Linked DNA regions of Homo sapiens: region 1 is linked to region 2. A link is a loop called in an ENCODE intact Hi-C map of the cell type or tissue named here. Cell type or tissue: PC-3. All regions are shown on one strand. Links, peaks and the distances in the headings refer to the core of each region. The heading gives the core; the rest is flanking DNA.

Evidence for each region. Hi-C counts contacts between places; a loop is a spot of excess contacts. Peaks named below come from ENCODE experiments on the same cell type or tissue, not always from the same donor. Only the 100,000 strongest peaks of a DNase experiment are listed, where the experiment ranks them.
Region 1: it touches region 2 in a loop (2.3-fold over the local background); 3 of 110 quality-filtered maps call a loop at or near these places.

What each region holds. Positions count from the first base shown.
Region 1 is chr9:18,538,762-18,549,584 of GRCh38, reverse strand. The region is part of intron 3 of ADAMTSL1 (ADAMTS like 1); the gene reads right to left. Among named protein-coding and RNA genes, the nearest start is that of MIR3152, 29 kb to the left of the region's middle. In PC-3, for the core only: no CTCF peak of the experiment used is centred there; DNase peaks (open chromatin) are centred at 4,904 and 5,894; H3K27ac peaks cover 3,359 bases.
Region 2 is chr9:18,472,674-18,483,496 of GRCh38, reverse strand. It overlaps ADAMTSL1 (ADAMTS like 1), which reads right to left and starts at 9,344. Exons shown (of 29, transcript NM_001040272.6): 1 at 9,202-9,344. The coding sequence starts at 9,264. In PC-3, for the core only: no CTCF peak of the experiment used is centred there; DNase peaks (open chromatin) are centred at 2,736, 3,806 and 4,546; H3K4me3 peaks cover 432 bases; H3K27ac peaks cover 5,422 bases.

The DNA.
Region 1 (10,823 bases), core at 1,439-9,438, 66 kb before region 2:
AAGCCATGTAACATGCATACATACATACATACATATACACACTCTCATACCCCTTTGGGGATCACCATTGTTTTGCTTTTTGCCCACCTTTCCTATATTTTTCTTCCTCAAATGTAGCCTGTAGTAGTTATGTTAGTGAAAGTCCATGGGTAGTTAATGCTCATCTTTGTAGATCAGGACATGTTTGTATTTTGCCTACACTCTTCACTGAAAGTTGAGAGTACAAAATTCTACACTGACAGTTATGTTCCATTCATATTTTGAAGACATTAACTCATCTTTTACACTCCATTATGACTGAGAAGTTTCAGCCTTTAGTCTAAGTTTCATTCTTTTGTGGGTACTCTGTCTTTTCTCTGGTAGCTTTTACTATTTCCCCCTTATCCTAAAGTTGGAATCTCCTTCTGATGTTTGACCATGATATGTCTGGTTATGTATTTTTATTTTTCCTGTTCAGCACTTTCATTGCAACTTTAGTCTGATAACTATTTTTTTCCTTTCTGGAATATTCTAAATGGAATTCTGCCCCTTCTCATTGAACACTCCTATTTGATGTATATTGGAGCCTTTTGTACACTCTCTGTATCTCTTAAGGGCTCTTTTGTATTATATATTTTGGAATTTTGGCCTATATTTTGGGTAAAGTTTCTAACTTCTATCTTCAAATTTTCACTGATTCTGCATCTTGTTTGGAATTTATCCTATCTATGGATAAATTTTTATTTCAATTACTAGATTTTTGAATTGCAAATTTCTAATAATTTATTTTCTTCATCTATCTATTTAATGCTTTATTTCTGTCTTTACTCCCTAATTTATTCTTTATTTTTAAGCACTGTTATTTCTTAATGTGTTTCTTTTCAACATAAAGTCAATACTCATTATTTGTGTCACTTACGTTCTAGAAAATCACCATAAATGCTGAATTAGCAAATAATGAACCATTGCACTTAGGGAGAAATACAGTTCCTTCAAGTCTCTGGTCACAACATTTTAATTAACTGATCTGTAGATAACCTTATTTAATGTATGTTTCTTTTTAAACACTCCTTGTAGAGATTGTTGATTCATTAACATGAAACTCACATCCAACAGCACTGTAATTCAGGCCTGAAGGAAGCTTATCTAACACACACATTTTCTCCATAAGGCACATCACAGCTTTCTTGAGCTTGCAAACACTAGACAGTGCTTCAGCATATGCTTCGGGGCCATTTTAAACAATGAAATCACCAAAAAAGCACAAAAATAAACGTGAAAAACTTGACACTAAATAGACTGCCAAAAGGACACTTGTTTACAGTATGAGAGCTCAAACAGGAAGGCAGAGTGTCCCTTGTTCAACCACAGCTGGGAACATGTTCATTCAGCGACTCAAAGATTTAACTTTTCTTCACATGCCCATGAATGACCACAAATGTGCCATAAGTGTTGATTTGGGGGGTTACAAGCAAATTTTAGTAAGTAGACAATTCACAATTGCAAGCATCCATCAATAAAGAGGATTGACTTTATTAATTTTAAAGTCTTTGTCAAACTGTTTCACAGAATTTTATCTGGTGTGAACGTTAATTTTGTTGTCTTTCTTGGTATTATATATATATTTTTTTCCTATGTTTTGGAATTTTTATTTGCAGGCTCATTTTTAGTGAAAAGCTGTTTGTTTTCCTTTTGTTCTCCCTGTCTTTGTCTGTTCCAATGGTTTTATGATTATCTCCATACGGTTCACATGGCCCCCGGTCCAGAATCAGATACTGTACTAAAATTTTGGGTTTTAATCCATAATGAAGAAATTGCAAGTCTAGACCCAGAGGGAAAGTATGGCTTGGTAGAGTTTCAGTTCATGATATGGTATCTATGTCTATCAAACAGCCTCTTTTAGACACACAATTTCAGAGAAAACTCTCATTCTAGGCAACTGGCAACTGTCTTTTTTTTTTTTTTTTTTTTTATATATATATACAGCCGCTCTTCACAACAGAGAGCCTCCTCGAAACTCCTGACATCAAGTTTTCTACCTGGCTTAGGTCCTGCTTCTTCTGTGAAGGAAATTCAACCCTGGTATCCTACCAGAGTCAAGCTACTGCCAATCTTTGCTTTATTTCAGTCTTGGAGCCAAAAAGCCTATGAAATCAGCACTATTCACCATCTTGCATTTATTTTCCATTTTTGGTCCATGGACTTTTTCTCTTGCTTTTGAACCTGGCTATGCCACTGGTTTTATCATTTTATATTTAATCTGTGATTGTTGCTTGCTTGGAAAGGAGAGGATGAATAGATATTAAGATATTAATAGATTGCATAGATGTCCTCTGAGCTCTTCTGTTGTACTTTTGTAACTTACTCTGCATCAAATCCTATCTATATTTTTGTCTTTATTCTCTTCCTCCCTCCAATTTTAAAACATTTGAGAGTACAAAGTCTTACATACATTTTCTTATTTTCATTTGCTCCTAGAGCAATGCTTTGCATGTAGTCAAAAACGATCTGCTATAGTAAATTAAATGGTAATAAGAAAGTACACATCATTTTGCTCTAAGAAACATCTTCTTGGCAATTAGAATTGTACAGAATAGACATTTATTGGAGAATTTCTTACCTAGAAATAGCCACGTAAAATTTAGAAGACCTTATGAGATATCATAAAGCAGGTGTTTTCAAACTTTATTTTCGTTGCTGAATGATTATTTTTCTTCCAAAGAAATCTACATAGGATGCTAATAAATACAGCAGTTAAAAGCAGACTTGTTTTGAATGAAATAGGGGTGGTGTGCCTGGAAATCTGGCTGCTTGTCTTCATTGCCCAGTCACGAAGTCAAATATAAAAAGTAGCTTAAAAATAGTTTTTTCAAAATACTGTTCTATAAGAATTGACAGTTTTGTCTAAATTACTTCCAATATCTATAACAATTCAAAGTAAATAAATCCTAGTCATATTTTAATGGGAGAAAAAATAAAAAGGTATAAATTACACATTGTAAAACAGTGATATCTTTCTTTTAAAAATTTCTATTTGGGGAAGGAATAAGTTTTTTTGGTAATGAATATGCTGCTTGGGAAAGGGATGTTGGTATGTTGTTGGATACGGGTGTTAAAGAGCTATAAAGTATATTTACTCAGTGAAGATTCAAAGGAAAAGGAATCTAATAATGCTTTTTAATGAGAAGATCACTTGAGTCCAGGAGTTTGAGGTTATAGTGAGCTGTGATTGTACCCGTGCACCCCAGCCTGGGGGACAGGCAAGATCCTGTCTCTAAAAAAACCAATAATAATGAAAATAATAATGCCTCTTTAGCCTTCCCACTGTGATGACCATATTTCACTCAAAACTCTCAACTGAGTTGAAACCCAAACTAAACACTCTCCAACAGCCATATGTAGTTACTGCTCATAGCAAGATTATAAAGAAAAATATAGCCAAACCTCAAAGATAACCTCTTTAAGTTTCACAATTTCCTCTTAAAAGAAAGAGAATGTTTAAAATGCAAAGGAAAACATAAGAAGGACAAGACTGCTAGAATGATAGTACAAAAACTTGTTAACTAATTAAATAATGGCCCTTGCTTATAGTACCCAGCACAAAGTGATGTCTTGGAGGGAAAAACCTACAAGTTCATGCTGCTTGAGTTTCAGCACATCTTGGTGTTAATGAGAAGATTTGATGCTGCTTATCGTTTCTAGGCTTACAGAAACCAGGCTGAACACATGCAAGTATTTGCACGTTAGCAACCTAGGCATGGCAGCTTATTTGGTTTCATTCCGTAGGGCCTTGCCAAGGGATGAACTGCAGTAGTAATTTCTTTCTAAATTATTCTCAAATCCCTGCTTCAAGCTTCTATCTGGTTCACTAGAGGCCAGCATCCTTTTTATGAAATTCAGAAACTAGGACTTGAGAAAGTAAATTCTGAGGAGTATTGACTTAATAAATTTATATCCTCTTGACAGGCAGAGACGCTCAAAGGAGAGGGAATTAGAGATGTTTTCAGCAAGGATTCTTGGATTTGCTTTTTCTGCTGTATTTAATTTGCACATTAAAAATTCTCAGCAGTTCATATACTTCTAGCCTTGAAGAATTATAATTGCTATAATAGACTTGTTTGAATATCTCTTTTCTTAAAAAAAAAAGCATATGTTGTAAAAATGCTTGAGCCTTAAACTTTTTGGATCTCAGTTTTGCTGTTTACTAAATGAGAATTAGTCCAGATCACCCATATAGCTCCTGGTGTTATGGTGAAATGAGCATGTGCTTCGGCATTTACAAACCTGACAGGACCACTCCTTAGCTGTATAGCCTAAATAAGGCATTTCATGTCTTTAAATGTTCCAATTTCCTTATCTGTATAATTAAGGTAATGCCCAATTTTCAAGGTAGTGGTGAGAATTGAATGAGTTTGGGGCAAAAGGTCATAAGGTACCATGCCTGGCACAGGGCAGACAACCCAAATATACTAATTCTTCTCTAATTCTAACATTCTATGAGTCTATAACTTTGCCAGGTTCTCTCTGAGGTATGTAATCAGTCTTTATCTGTCATTTTCAATAACGGGGATTGTGGCAGAAAGAGATGAAAGCTGTCTGCCTAAGCTCGTGGAGCTAGCCAGGAGAGGGGACTCATATCAGCTTTTCTCAATCTAATAATTTTCAACCCTGTGGAAATGATGGTCTCATTCTTAATTCTCTTCATCAGTTGAAAGTTGAGCTGTTGAATGATTTTTCTTTTCTTCATACATGCATTTAGTCATCACTCTGTCATTAATAATAGGAGTTAGCTCTAGCTGAGTGGGTCTCAATATAACAACTGATCATGGCAATATTGAGGGAAATTACGGGTTGGCCAAGTAGGCATTCCTATTCATACTGAGTCAAGGAAAGTAGATGCTTGGCATTAGCCATCAATCCACAAGACAATAATATAGGTGATTGCTTGTCAGTCAGCATCACCCAAGTGAGCTGGAAGGTGTGACTCTTCAGGCCAGGAATGCCAGCTCATATCACTCAATGGTCATTTACAACTATTGCTAAACCCCGCTCTCGTGGTCTCCATGGGATGATGCTGGCTGAAAAAAAAAACTGTGATCAATTTAGGGGACAATATCTCCTATGGCCCTTTAAGTATACTAGAAAGATGCCATCAAACAGAAATCAGTTTTACTAATATATTCCCTTTCATATGTTCCCTAACAATTTGGAGTTTTTTATTATATCACCTTGAGTTATGAACAAGAGTGAAATTGTCCTTAGCCAAGGAATATAACTTTTCTGGAAGGAAATGTTTAATGCTGATGTGATACTGTGGGCTGTGGTTTCACTGGGCCCTGTTTCTTGTAAGAGTGTCACTCACTTAGCTTTTACCAAGGCAATGTGGAAGAAAGAACTAAAATTTGTTATTTCCCATGTATTTCCATTGTTGCACTGATTTCTATAAAGGAATACTATAACTGAGCATTACTATTATTTCCACTTCAAGATTGAGGAAACTGAGGCTACGAGAAGTTGAAGAGCTTGCCCCAAACCACAAAGTTAGTAAGTAACAGAGCCCCCAAGCCTGTATTCTTTCCACTGACGAGTGTTCATACCAGAACCCTCCCGAGAGAGTCAGAGTTGAAGCAGAGGATAAGAAATTGAGAACACATTAAGGAGAAGGGATAGGAGAGAGAATAAGGAGGAGTAAAATAAAGACATGTCAGAAAAAGCATTAAAAAAGAAATGTGTGCCACAGTCAGAAGAAGGCCGAGAGGAGAGGAAAAGCAGAAGGCCTAACTTACTGGGGCTGGGGGGCACCCAGTGAACTTGGCCAGCTGCCTGGCAGCAAGCACTGCAGGGAGATCTATAGCCACCAGATCCATCAAATGAAGGAATCTGTGAATCATTAAAAAAATGTTTATTTCTTTATGCCACAAATGATAAAACAGTTAGTCATAAAATATGAGGATTTTTTTTCCCAGAGTAATTGCTGCAAATATTTTCAACCATTACTCTGAATGTTCAGTGTTTAACTAGCGAAAAAGAAATGATGTGTTTTGAACCAAAGTCAACCTCCAGTTGTCCACATGGCATGCTGTACAATTGCATTTAGAGATTAATTTATTTGCAAGATACTGAAAGCTTATTTAGCCTTGATGTTATCACAGGGTGGATAGGGGCTCTGCCCTCAGAGAAACAATCAAAGTCACTCATCATTTCTCTTTTCAGAAACATTGTTTCCCTTTGTTATCTAATTTTAGCATTAAAAAAAAAAGCTGTGGGTCAAATCAGAGAAATTAGGATTTTTTGCAGATGTGTTGCCTAAAGAACATCCTTTTGTTCTAGCAACAGCAGTTCTTCTCAACTCCAAAAAGGAGAAACACACAAACCACAATGTCCTATAATGAGTTTAGTCACCATCCTACATTCATCTTGGCTTTACAGTAAGTTAGACTTCTTTTGGTGGATACTGATTTGTCCCCTGGGATATAATTCTGAGAATATACAGCAATTCCAATCAAGTATTTGGCCAAAGAACAGCCAAGCCATGATAGTTGCCAGAGACCTGACTGTCCAGCCTAATAACTGGGCATTGTATAGAAAGTCTGTTTTTCTAGAGTTCGTCCAAAGGAAGGGCCATTATAAGCCTGCAGTTCTGCCGGAAATGAGGTCTAACATTCTCCTTCCAGAATACCTGGAACTTGTCACTTGGCAAAACAATCAGGAGAAATTACCCATGATGCCATAGAATAAGGCTGATCTTTGGAATTTCAAAGTGATCTAATTTTCAGTTTTTAAAAAATAATGTAGTCTTTCAGAAACAGTACTTTGTCAGAAGAGAGGAGGAAGTTGAAGAAAGGTAGTATACTAGTTGACTAGGGTTGCCATAAGAAAATACCACAGACTGGGTGAGCTAAACAACTGAAATTTATTTTTATGCAATTCTGGAGTCTAGGAGGCCAACATCAGGGGTCTGCAAGGTTGGTTTCTACTGAGGGCTCTCTCCTTGGCTTGTGGAAGGCAGCCTTCTTCTGTGTCTTCACATGTCTTCTCTCTGTGTGTCTGCATCCTAATATCTTCTTTAAAGACCACCAGTCATACTGATTTAGGGCCCACCTTAATGACCTTATTTTAACTTAATTACATCTTTAAAGACCACAACTCCAAATATAGTTAGATTTTGAGGTATGGGAGTTTAGGATTCCAACACATAATGGAATGAGGACATAATTCAAAACATAACAGGTAATGAGGAAGAGTAGAGCCAACATGACTGAGTCAGGTACCAGGCTGAGTGCATTTTAGACATTTTCTCACATAATCCTCAGCAGAACTCTGGGAGGTGGTATTTTTTTTCTTTGTTTCAAAAACAAATAAAAACTCAATTATGTATAAAATGTTTTCTCCCAACCTCATCTTCTTTTGTTTTGTATTTTCTTTAAAATTATACTACAAATACAGGAATATGTGTTCATTATAAAAAATTAAAACACTATAAAAGCATATAGAATAAAAAATGAAAGTCCCCCTAACTTATTCAGTCCCTCCCTGCTCTGTATTAGGTGATCAGTTGGATGTGTGTCCTTCAATGCCTTGGGATGGTGCCACACAACCAGACACATTTCATTCTGGGGATTATTAAAAACTGAGATCATACTATAGGTTATTACTCCACAATTTGCTTTTTTAAACTTTTAACAAGATAATTTGGAAGAACTCACAGGTTTGTACAAATAGATCCACCTTAATCTTTTTAATGACTGTATAGCATTCCATGCTATGAGCATATCACACCTTATTTAACCAGCCATCCTCCATTTGTTTCCAATTTTAAAATTACCATTAACATTGTATTAACATTTTCTGTTTGTACATATATTAGAACGATATTTTTATATGCAAGAAAACTGAGACTGAGAGAGGTTAATAAACGCGTTTGAAAGCACATAACTGGTAAGTGGCAGCTCAGGATTCAAGAGGGCCCATGTTCTTTCTGCTACATAACACTGCTTTAAGTCCTCATTATCCATGGGATTGAAAAAGTGAAAAATAGATCCTTTAAATTACTCTCCACACTCCTCCCACCCATAAATTTTTTTTTTTTTTCTTTGAGATGGAGTTTTGCTCTTGTTGCCCAGTCTGGAGTGCAATGACACGATCTCAGCTCACTGCGACCTCCACCTCCTGGTTTCACGCGATTCTCCTGCTTCAGCCTCCCGAGTAGCTGGGATTACAGGTGCCCACCACAACATCAAGATAATTTTTATATTTTTAGTAGAGACGGTGTTTCACCATGTTGACCAGGCTGGTCTTAACTCCTGACCTCAGGTGATCTGCCTGCCTCGGCCTCCCAAAGTGCCGGGATTACAGGCATGAGCCACTGCGCCTGCCACTCATACATCGTAATAGCCTTTTAGAGACTGTCCAAATGCAGAATGCATGCAGACTCTGAAAGATAGGAGAGCCTGCTCCCAATTTTGTTGTATCAGTGTACAAATCAAGCCTTCATCAAGTGACTTAGAAAAGACATGTCCCATCTGACTTTAACATGAGAGCAATGTCTATCTTAGGGGAGGTTATATAGTATGAGGGAAATTTCTGTTTTTCAGCTGGGTAGGTCAGGAAAGATTGAAGCATGGATGGGTCTGGGGAGAAGTATATTTCTTTGGTCCACTACTGGAGAGAGTGCGTCTGTGGCAGGGTGAAGCAGCAGCCAGGTTCTTGGAGGCCCTCTCTAGTAGGTGGGGGATTTGGCACATTTATTAGGAAGAAATCAACGTTCCTGCAATTAGAATTTCTTTCTCACTTAAGAGTCTTCCTACCTGAGGTTAAGAAATCCCTCTCCTGCCTTGGATATATTTCACCTGAGACTGGCAGACCGGGCCTGGGAGAAGAGAAATGCACAGAAGGGGTAGATAGAGTCACCAAGTTTTCTTTCAGCCTTCTGCTCTTCCAAAGCTCATCACTCTGAGTGAGGGGCTAAGAATGTCCCTTATGAAATAACATGTGGGGCTAAGTTCAGGCTCTTCAGCATAGATAAATATCCCACTTCTTTCCCCACAATATACCTTGTACTGCACCTGATAAAATGACCCACAGGCCCCCAAATAAGCTGGGCTCCTTCATGCCTCACCTTCCAAACATACTAAGGACATTTAAATGTCAACTCAGAGAGAATTTCCTGACCACCTCAGGTAGAGCAACCCTCCATCCCTGTGTCACTCTCCATCCCATTACTCTGCTTTATTTCTTTCATAATCATTCACTATCGCTTCTCGGCCTTTTGGCTAAGATCAAGTGTAGCATAATCATTCACTATATGAAACTGTCCTCTTTTAAAACTTTATCATCTGCATCTCACACTATAATATAAGCTTCATAAGAACAGGGGCATTATCTTTCTCTGTTAATATTATACGCCAGTGCCTAGAAAAAGTGCCTGAGACCTGGTAAATCCCAGTGGATATTGTTGACTCTACTTCCATTTTTCAGAAAACTAACTCTCCCTCTCTCTTTCTCTTTCTCATTGCAGCCTGAAAAAATCCCTTTCATCTTTTAAAGCTCAGCTCAACTGTCACCTTATTTAGAATGTCATGCATTTTTTTATTCATCCTATGTGTTGAATGACTACAGTGAGTTGGATCAGAGGCTCTTAATTTCTGTTTACAGCACCATTAATGTCTGGGTGAGTTTTTTGTGGTACTTCTAGGCCGGCCAACAGGAATACCAAACAATTCCATTTATTAAGCAGTTAGGTCCAAGCAACTTAATATATATTTGTGTCCTGATGATTTAATAGCCATTTGAAAAAACAATGCATATAACTTGAGAGAAAAGTACTATTTTACTTCATTCATAAATAACATTTATTTATTAATGGGATGTGTGTGCCTGTACTACATCCCAAAGCCTGGAATCAGATTGGACAATCCTCATTCTTGTTTCCTATTCCATGTTGTTTTTCTCACAGTACTTGCTTTTTATCAAAGCAAACCCAGCTTTACGAAGATGAGATGTCATAGAAAGGAATACAGCATGATCAAATAGTTCAAAGAGTGTTCAACATATGTTAAGTCTTGATATGTTTCCCTTGAATATTCAAAATAACCTGAGGCAGTTCTGTGAGTTTTCTGCGTTTCCAGGTTCACAGTGCAAGAGGCATGGTGTCAGACACTGAATGCCAGACCCTGAGTATGCAGCGGTGAAAGAATCAGACATGGTCCTTCCATGACTTAGCACTTTGTTCTTACCTCCATACTGATAGCGTGCGTCATACTTTATTTAGTTTTGTGTTTGTGTATTTGTCTTTTCTCCTAGCCTCTGACTTCCCCCAAGGGCAGGCTGCCTATCTCTTTATTGATGGTGGCAACTCCTGATATCCCTAGTACAGAACAGGAGTTGGGTGTTCAATAAATGCTGTTTTAAAACTGATTGATCAAGAGAATGAATAAGCGAATAAGCAAAAAATAAATGGCCCTGGCAAGTAGCATCATGCCTTATTTTCAACTGCTAGAATAATAAGGACTAGAGTATGGGAAAGTTTAGTAGCCTACTTCCCATCTTAGAGTGGCTCTTGGCTGGAAAGAGCCAAGCGTTGGCTGGAAAGAGTTGGCTCACTGACCAACTCTTGCAGTTGTTATTATTTACTAGAGCATCTCTCTAGACTTCAGGGGTATTTCTCTGGTCTGAATGTTGTTTCAACAGTTTCTTTCAAATTCTGACCAAGGAAGACCTGTAGCAGCGTCATTGTTTCTTCCATATGTTCCATTTGATCCTTGACATAAAGCACCAAGTGTTTCCTGACTTTGTGATATACAAAGGCCTTATGAGAAAAATAGACAAATAGACCAAATGGGAAT
Region 2 (10,823 bases), core at 1,417-9,416:
CTTGGTTTCTTCCGCATGTGACATTTCAACATTTCAATCCCTCTCTACCAAAGCCAGCATGATGGCTGTTATTTAAAGGTCCTAAAGGGGCCACACAGTATAATACAGGAGAATGAACTCAATAGAAGGAGAACAGACACAAGGAAACAGCACAAGATTCCAGTATCTGGATCCTATGTACTAGATGCTCGTGATAAATATAACTCGAATCTCTTTACAGACATTTATTTTAAATTAAATTATCTGCAAAATGAAAGGGCTGGAATAGGCAACTAATTAATTTATTCAAACAAACACATCAAACACTTTTTCTATATCAAACTCTTTGTCTGGTGCTAGAGATACAAAGATATTCAGGACAAAATAAAACAAAACCCCTGCCTTCAAAGAGATACCAGTCAACTGAGGTCACATTCCGCATGCATCAAAGGTTCCCTTTAATTCTAAAACCATTCTATGAATCTATGGGCTGGGAATTTAAATGCCAATTAACCTCATAACAGTAATTTCAAAGCATGTTTGTTATCTCAGACCAGTTACAAGCCCCAAATAAGAACTAAAAGTGTGTAGTATATCAGGGAAATTATATTAGGTCTCAGTGACAAATGGTTATAACAGCTAGAAAAAAAGAACCGGCTAGTTCTGAAAACGTTCCCACCAAATCTCACTTAAGCACACCTGAACAGTAGGAGTTCTTATTGTTTCCATTAATCTTTTTCATTCCTAGTTGTATTGATGAAGTACAATATTCTAACAATACTCATACAGACTTCAAATGGTGACTGAGATTACAGCCAGCAAAGGAGGCTGAGAAATCAGATACCCTACCATACCTTACTATGGGAACAAAGTGAGGTATATTTATTTTATTGGACAGTTTGAATTTATTATAGGTTGCTCACAATTTCCTGTCTCATTTCTGTAGTGCTCTTGGAATTTATGTCAGGATGTCTTAGGTTATCACGCTCTTTTCATCCCAACATTTATGCCAACAAACTGAATTGACTTAGAGAAAGTCCCTGGACAAAAATTGAAGGGGAAAATACCCAAAGCTTTAGCTGGAGAATGGCAGAAGCTTTGGAAAAAAATCTGAAAAAGCAATGAAGATGAAAATGGAAACTCCGTGAAAATTAATGTAGTGTAGAATTGGCAAACATACCACTTATTTCTTTAAACAAATAGAAGAAAGAACCCGCTTATGAGGTGCACCCAAATAATTCACAGGTGGTGAAACTATTAGAGTCCGGCAATTTCTTGCCTCAGAAGTGGAATAAATCTCCTGTATTATAAACGGCATATGTTCATGCACGTGATTTTTCTGCTATTCCCTTTCTTTCAACTATCCTACTTTTGATGCACAAGGTCATCTTGGTCTTATTGTAATTAATTTATTTTAATAAGAACTTTAGGTATAATTCTAATGAGGATGGGAGATACAACCTCATATAGTAATTGCACTGACAGAAATATAATTCCAAATGGAATCTATTTGTTTTTTGCGTGGATTTTGGTTGTTGCCAAGAAAGCACAATGTAGTGGAAACTATGTACAGATTGTAATCTGGCAGCAGGTTCCCCAGTGATAGTGGGGCAGATGAAAACTCTCTAGACATTGGTCACACATAATGGTAATTCTCACAAAGATAACCATTTATCTTGAAAATAGTTTTTCCCTAAAGAATATTAACTAAAAAATTGTTCCAGTGTGTTCTGTTGCACAAATTGAGACTATAAACTATAGAAACAGTAAAAATAACTTTTCATGTTCAGAGTCAAATAGTGATTGATAATTTGAAAATAACACATTCATAATCTATGGAAAGCCATAATTTACATTTACACAGGGATAAAAGGATTAAACAAACAGCGTCTAAGCAGGTGCAGAGAGTTATTTACAAGATGAACCAGCTTGTGGGGAAATTGAAAATAATAATGTCCATCACAGAACTGTTGCCTACAGAAGAGTTGTGTTTTGAAAAATTAAAAAAAAAAAAAACTCTTGACAACAAAATGTCCAACACACTTCCAAGCTCTTCACTGTAGAGATTGTGACTTAATCTCCGTAGCTGGGATTATAGATGCCTGCCACCATGCCCAGCTAATTTTTGTATTTTTAGTAGAGATGGGGTTTCACCATGTTGGCCAGGCTGGTCTCGAACTCCTGACCTCAGGTGATCCACCCTCCTCGGCCTCCCAGAGTGCTGGGATTACAGATGTGAGCCACTGCACCCAGCCTAAAACCACTGTTCTTTCATGGCACTCAGACACCTCCAAGAAAAATGTGTTAAAGATTGTTTGAAACTAGGGATATTCAAGAAGTGTGGTTTACTTTATATATCGCTGTACAAAACATTTGTTTACTTTGCCTTTGTGAGTCTGTTCCCTCTCTGTGAATTGTTCACTCTGATTTTCTGACATTCTGCCCTTGGAGCAGTTTCAGTGTTGCACCCTGGTTTCAGCTTCTCAGCATCTTTTTCTGTTATATTCGCCTTCCCCTTGGATCTGTGTGCTTCTATGTTCTTGGCCTCACTGTTTGATCCCACTCTGTCCCAGGAGATTTCAACTGTTTCACCACAGCCTTGCCTCTTTGGTTTTCTTTCCTCATTTTCTACCACTCCCTCATCCACTTCCAGATTCTATGTTTTAAAAATGGACCCATTTTCCTATTTTCCCTGTAGTACTGACACATACCCCCAACTACTTATCACACTTCAGGTATGCAGTAAATTGCAAACCGCAAAGATCAAACCACCATTAGAATGATGTGGCATCTTGTTAGTTCTCTTTTCCCATATAATAAATGGAAAACGGTATTAGTACTTACTTATGAGTAAGTACTGGCATGTATAGCATCTAAATTTGAAGCATATGTTATTTCTTAAAAGTTTTCAGCATAACAAACAACACCTTTCCCAAAATTTCAGGGTTTTCACACAACAAAGTTTGTTTCTTGCTCATGGTTAAATGAATGTTCACAGTGTAAGTCTGTGAGAGTGACACTGAGGGGCTGTGCTCCATGTAGTCATTCAGGGACCTAGACTTCCACTTGGTGGCTTTGCCATTCCTTAGAGTCATGAAGTTTTTTCTAGTGGATTCTCTGCATCCAGCAGGTGGGTAAAGAGAGAGTGTTTGATGCTTGGAGGATCACATAGGCTGAGGGATCAGGCCTACAAGTGCCATATAGTACTTCTAGCTATTTTTCACTGATGAGAACTCAATTACATAGTACCATCCAGTCACAGGGAAGGCTGGCAAATACAGTTTATCATTGTGCCCAGTAGCAAGAAGAAACAGGTTTTAGTGAATCCACAGCATTGTCTCTGCTAACATGAGAGTTTATTTTAAGTACCTTCAAGTTTTACAAAACTGTGACTAATGTAAGTATCGTTTTCTTCCTGAGGACAAGTTTTGAAAAAGGAAAAATATTTGAGAACTAAATGGATAAAAAATATATGAAACATCCAAAATGATTCATTCTAATTAACAAGAGCAAAAGGGGTTAATTGTTGTTCAGTGTGTGGCTACGTATATTTAAAAGACAGAGAAAGGAATACAGAATATATACCTCTTTTGCGTTTCTTAGCGTTGATGACTTGGTCTTACCAAAACCAGAAATAGTGAAACGCTTCACATGTAAAATGAATGCTGACATTTTTCCTTCCTACTTGTACTTTTCCCTGTTTTCACCTTTTCTTGCCAAGTCATTCTTATTTTTCCATTTATTTATTCATTCACCCACGTTTATTGAGATCAAATTACCAGGCATTCTGAAAGAGGCAGGAGGAACAAGTCACACCTTCTGCTGTCCCCCACAGCTTTGTGGGACAGAAAGAAGTGTAAGATAAGTAAGAGATGGGCGATGGCACAGATAAATGCAAAGTAGCCCAAGAACTATAAAAATTACATATAAAATATTTTAGAGATTACAATGAATTATTTATGCCTTCTGACAAGCAATTACTAAGCGCTGACTGTACACATAGCTATATATGGGTAGAATTTGGGATGGGGCTATTTGAACACAGAAATTATGGTATTTCTCCTAATAAAGGTTACAATTACTTCATGAGATAAAATATATTTCTCTAATCAAAATAAAGAATGCTTGTGGATACAGCAAAACTTTTTAATGGATTTATGAATACTGAGTTTCTTGGGAAAGACAATAAACAAAAAGCCTGAGGTCACTGTTGGCTGCAGATTACAGCCATTGGGCATCTTCTTGACGTGGCCAGAAAACTTAACTAACTGCCCTCCATGCTGGGTGCTCCAGTTAACAGAGTCCCTGAGAGGCAAAACAGAACAGTTAAGCTTTATTCAATGTAGGTTTTAATCTTGAAGTTCGGGAATTGGGGAGATTTAGTCATTTATTTTTGAGCTCATGGAAAGAAGGGGTTGATAGCAACAGCTTACCCCAGTTAGCAGGCAGGCTCCCCACACAGCTGTGCTGGCCTATTTCAATTAGGATCCTTTAGGACTTACATCACCTCTGGTATGCCAGTCCTAAGCCGCTCATGAGCCAGTACTGCCAATCAAGCCAAAATTCAACCACATGGTATGGTTTTTATGATGTAGACAGAAAATGACACGCACTTGTCTCATTCTGGTGAAAACACAAAGTTTGAAGCCAGCTCTCTAAAAGAAGAAAGTTAGTAACAATGACAAGACTGTAAAACTTGATTTAGACACATTTTCCTGTGATTATCTCAATACAGTTAACCAGTAGGTTATTCATGGTGATTGAAGGAATGCTCTCACTCAAGAAAAGGCTCCGGTCCTTATGCTACGAAGAGGTCACTTCTGGGTCACTCTACTCATGAGACCACAGAAACAGTAGAATATGCTTACTGAGAGGAGGGCACAATTAAACTTACATAGCTGGACCTGAGAGCGTGTCATTCCTGGAAACTGGAAGATACATGAATTAAAAGCAGAGCTGTCACTTGACCAAAGAAACAGAACTACACATATGAATTTAAGAATCACTGAAAATATGAAGAATTAAAGAACCCTTCGATAGTCTCTGTAAGTCATTTTTTCTCTTCATTTAGTTCACAAACTGTATCTACACGGCACTCTACTAGGTGCTTCGGGAAAAGCAGAAATTCATAGGACCCAGTATTTTTCCTGGAAGAGTTTAAAATTATATTCTGAGTAAGCCATAATAAAGGGGAGAACCAAAACACCAGACCATGTCTCATGCTAATATAATCCCCAAGCAAAATACAGCCCAAGTAAACTAAGTTTTTAAAAAACATGAGTAACTTGTATAGAGTTAACGACACTTAACTGATAAAAATTGCAAACCCTAACTGTAATATTGTTAGTAGGATAGAATCAACTTAGGAGATGTGAATCTCCTAAGTTAGAGTAATAGCCTACTCCATGGTGTGTTAGAAGACTGCTTTCCAATTTATACATACATAATAGTAAATGGGCATCAACATGTATTAAAACATACAAATGCACAAATACATACATGCATTTATTTATTCATTCTCTTTGTCTCTCAAAAGACTTCAATTTCCATATGCTTTTTCAAGGAAAAACTTTCCTGGTGTAACAAGATTCTTCTGTAGTTCACTAGTGACCACTATTGGACACTCTTCCCTCAACTTATATGAAGCAACAGAAATGGTGTTATGTGAAAATAATAATGGGGGCCAGAAAGTGGTCCTGAACACACTGAAACACTAAAAACAGGAGCCTGAGTAAACAAAAATGTAGCTGGCCATGTCTAGACAAGAAACTTCACAAAAACATGAAGAAAGTGATTTTTAAATTTTAAATGCTTCATAGCGTTCTGTAGATCTATGCGAAAAGTCTTCAAGCTTGATTTAAAGACAATCTAGGTCTGAGAAAAAGAAATCTGTGTAGAGTGAACAATTATAGAAAAGTGCTTGTGCATGCACATGAACACACTGACATACATGCTGCTGGAACAGGCCGCGGTCTCCTGTAAATAAGGGACTTAACATTCATTCCACAAGCTAAGGGTGCTTCTCCCCATCCAAGATAGATCCACTTAGATAATAGTGGGAGAGAGTGCCAGAGGGACTGAAGGGAATGGGCTATTGTGTTTGACTAGTTGCCATGTATAAATTAGTACAGAGAAGAAAAAGAAATTCAACAGGAAAACACATGTACTTTATTATAATTCCTAGTGTTACTCTTGCAACTCTCACAATAGCAGGCAAAAGAGCTTAAAACCGTTTAAAAGAAACAAAAGGCAAATGCAAATTTGATTAAATGCCTTTCTGACAAGAAGTGATTTGACTTCAAGTGTAGATGGACACATATGTCAATGGCCGGTCATGGTTTTTGCCACATTCTTTTTGAGCTAAACAATTGGGACAAAGGAGAGAGAATAAATACGAGAAAGCAGAATGGGAGGATTGAGAAAATGGCATTATGTAGCTTAATTTCACCTGAATATCAAATGAAATCTCTTGATCAGTACTACTGTCCTACTGTGTCCAGAATATAAATTTATGATATAAGTTCTGTGCATGAAAATATGGGTGGTAACGTAAAATAGATTCAACACCCATCCTCTCAGAAATAAGTTCCAAGGGGAAAGGATTTTGACAGAATGAAGGCTGAACAACCTTCAATATTTGTACACACTCAAGAACCTAGTCATGATACAGATGATTCAGCTGTCAGTGAAATGAGGGATATTTTAATAAGGTAGAAACTGGGCTTGCCACAAAATAGACAGGATGTTTTCCAATTAAGTTACAGAGACCTTTAGAAATTGCCCCAAATAAGTCCAAGAATAGACAGAATCCTTGCAATGTGTAAATGAAAACAAAAACAAAAAAAAGACTATAGGAAAAACAAGCCCCTCAATTCAATTTCTCTATCAAGTTTGAAGGTTGAGCTGATGATGCCACACTTCTAGTTCTAAATCAAGTACACAACAGGCTAAAGGTCACAATCTCTTAAGCCAATAATTAAATTTAATGCTAAAGGGGGCAGTTAATGAGCAAGTTTAACAAGTGCTCATGATATTGTACATATCTTTAATGATCAAGATGATGCAGAAAGCCTAAATATCTGCAACAAAGGGTACAGACCAACCTGCACCACTGTTTTCATTGTTCTTAAATATTTACAACCACCATACGAAGCAAACATGTTCTATTCTCTCCATTATTTGACCTTTGGGTTCAAATGCAAGCTTATTTCATTGCCTGAAAAAACGGGTTTAAAATGTCTTATCTGTATGATTATTGTAAGGATTTATTGTAATGATTTTCAAACAACTAGCCACATTCAGACACAAAATACATGACAGCTATTACTAATGCTGTTATTGCTTGGCAAAGGGATGTATGTAAACATCAGTCAGTTCTTCCTTTTGTAGCATAACTCTCAGATTTCCACTTAATTTAAATGCAGGCATAAAACAAACCTAGGTTTGTTTTAATTTTATCTTTATAATACAATTATTGTAATTTAAATATGATATGTTTTAAGTCCTTCTGAAATAAGCATACATACCTTTTCATTCCACATAAGTCAAATTATATGCTCTAATACATATATGAATATTCAAGATATCACAGAGGGATATAATGCGTTTACCAAATGGATAGCAAAACAATCTATTCCTGAATGGGAAAGTTTTACTAAAGTATAATGAGATCATACTTCCATATGAAAATATCAAAAAAGTAATGTATACTGGTAATTTGCTTTATGATGCAATATAATGGGAAAATAACACACACTTAAAAAAATCACAAAGAAGGAAAGATGAGACAAACTAATGGTGTATACAAGTAACACATCCCATATGGAAAAAATGAGACACCTTTCATAAATCGCTTGCTCCACAAGTCATAAAGCATACCTAAACATTCTGTTCTTTGTATTTTTCAGAACAGCTAAAACTTATAGTTCATTCATGCTTGAAATGTAGTTTACCTTTAAATTTCTATGAAAAATTAAAAATTTATTTCTATATTTATAGCACTTGCAATGCAGCATTATAATTTCTTAGCTACAATGATGCAAATCATTAAGAAGTGGGAATGTATAAAATATTGAATCACTGTCTGATTACTCTATTTGATGAATCTCCTGGACTTTTTCAGTTTGTACCAAATGGCTTTCTTCCCTACTTCAAAATTATAGCGCAGATCAGATTTGTCAGAATATAATCAGAACAAACATTCCTTCCCCATCAAGGAATCAATGCAACCTATTCATTTGCTACATTTTTACCTTGTTCTCTTCCTGCCTTGTTACCTTCTGAGGAAGTTCTGGCATGTTATAAATGTGACAGGAAAAACTACAATCACATTTGTTTGGATCAGTGTGTGCAAATTTTGGAATCAAACCTTCAGATGAGGTTTACTAAGCTGCCTGCCCAGAACACTCTGGTTTAAAAAATGTGCATTGCTATTAATATTTTGAGTGTAGATTTATTTTGGACAGTAAATGTTCATTTTCTGCCCATAAAACCAAGTATGAGTCACAACGGAACATTTACTTCGAGTCAAAAATGCAATGTGTACTGACGTTCAAGAGCAGAGCATCTTATCACTATGACTGTGGCAATCAGCCGTACTAAAAGTCACCATTCCTTTTTCTTCTTTAAAAGTAAATTTGAGATCAAAGGCCATAATCCTCAATTCATAAATCCTAGCATTAACTTCTATCCATAAATGACTTGCAGTAATTAAGAGCCATAATCTGGGTTGGCTGCAAAGAGGCTCTCATTCCCCTCTTTACCTGGTTCCATAGTACATGTGCATAGATGGAAAGTAATTCATTAAAGGCGGTACGGGCAAGCTCTGCAAAGCCTATCCATCAAAAAATTCCAGGAACACCACAGTGAGTGAGTTTAATTTCAGGATGTCTGTTATCCAAATTCCAAGCATACACACCACCATATATACAGTCCTCAGCTCCCAAACTCCATGCAGTATGTCCCAAAGTTCATGTCTCAGTATCAGTATTACTGTATAGCAGTAACTAATTCCAGAAAGTCTTGCAGACTTTATCTTGCTTGGGAAGTTGAGGTTAAAAGTTCTAGAAGGAGTATTCTCTCTTTGTAATCGTGTAAATTATTTTACCTGGAGTTTTAAGATAAAGACACACACACACACACAAACACACATACACACACACACCCCCAACAGCACCCAGACTCAATGGCAATAGCAATGCATTGAAATGAAAAGGCATTTACCAGGAGCAGGAAAGCCAGAAAGAGGAGCAGTGTGCCAGGAGTTGCCCGACGGCAGCATTCCATGCTTGGATCCTTGCCGGAATCAGAATCGGACACTGAATAAGCTGCTAAGTGCTCCTCTGCCTGCTGTCACATCCAGTACTGGTGCTAACACTCCAGTCCTGCCTATCAGCTTCCATCAGCCCCTCTCACATTTCCTGACCGAGGGGTGGGTGGGTGGATGGGTGGGGGGTAAGCTGAATGGAATCTCTCTCGGAGCAGGCAGCCAGCCAATCAGGCTCCTGCTAATCAGACATGCTGAATAACAAAGCCAGGAGGACAGAGAAAGTGTAACGGTGCGAGCAAAAAAGGGGGAAAAGGACGAAAAAGAAAGGCGAGCGAGCAGCAGAGCGAGAAGGGAAATGCAAAAGATGCAGAATTGCAAAAGATGAAGCCAAGCACTGTGCTTCCCATGGACCTGGTTAGTTCTTTGTGAGATGCATTTCTATTTGCCATTTGCCTGTGCTGATGTCTGTTGCTTTGTAAAGTACAGTAGCTCCCTGTGACTGTGTATTGTTCCATTCAGGAGAGAAACTTAATCCCTGTCAATATATAACATATGCCATAAAGGGAAAGAACCATAGACAAAAACCGACTTAATGTGCCCTGTAAATGTGTTCTGTACAACTGTTTTATTTCGCCTCCATAAAGTTCCTCTTTACTTTCTCTCTTGACTTGCAAAATAAATACTCTATACATTTTCTGAAGGTTCCTCACTAAGCCTAAACAGTGGCATAAGTTATTTTGTGTTATTAAGGACTTAATTTGGGGGGAAAAAAACAAAGCAAGTTGCTTCTCTGTAAAGTGACAATTGAAGGCATTTAAGATTTGCTAATTGTAAAGGCACAATTAGAAACTTAGATCCCCCAGTTTAAAAAGAAACCCTCAACAAAGACTCCAGGATGAGTGGGGCTGAAATTTGGGGTTGAGGAGCAGCCTGGTTTTGATGCACTGCCAACTCTCAACTATCTATTTTAGCCACGGGAGAGAAAGAAAGGATGAATTAAATCCTCAGTTAATCCCCAAACCTTCTTTTAACCAAGTTTCAGCTTCCTCCGCACCTCACCCACGTCCTTTATCAGAGCTGTTATAATGCAGAAAAGGCTGAACTGAGTTTTACCTCATTTTTCCATCCACTATTGCAAGAGGGTTGGATGGGATGACCTTGGAGGCCAGTCCAGCCCTGAAGGAAGTGCTAATGAGCAGTGAAATGACGACAAGGCCAGCAACAGCAACGAGAAGGTCAGGAAGCTTCTGAAGCTGCTTAATCCACCAGCAAGGGAGATTTGACTCTACTAGAGGAAGGTTTTATTACAGTTTTAGAAAAGTGTCAAATGTCAAACAAGGATGTATTTCCCCTTATCTGCAAAGGAAATCATTGAGTTTTGAAAGAATAAAAGAGCAGCCCTGGCCTTACATTGCCATAGGTGTGTCATCAGGACGTTTTCCCTTTTCAGATCTCCTGATAGCCCAGAAATATATGCAGTGGAGGTACAAGACATTTAGAATTAATGTTCTTTCCTTTCATTATTAAAAAATACTGACAAGAGGTATGAAACACACGAATATGGAAAACCTGATCA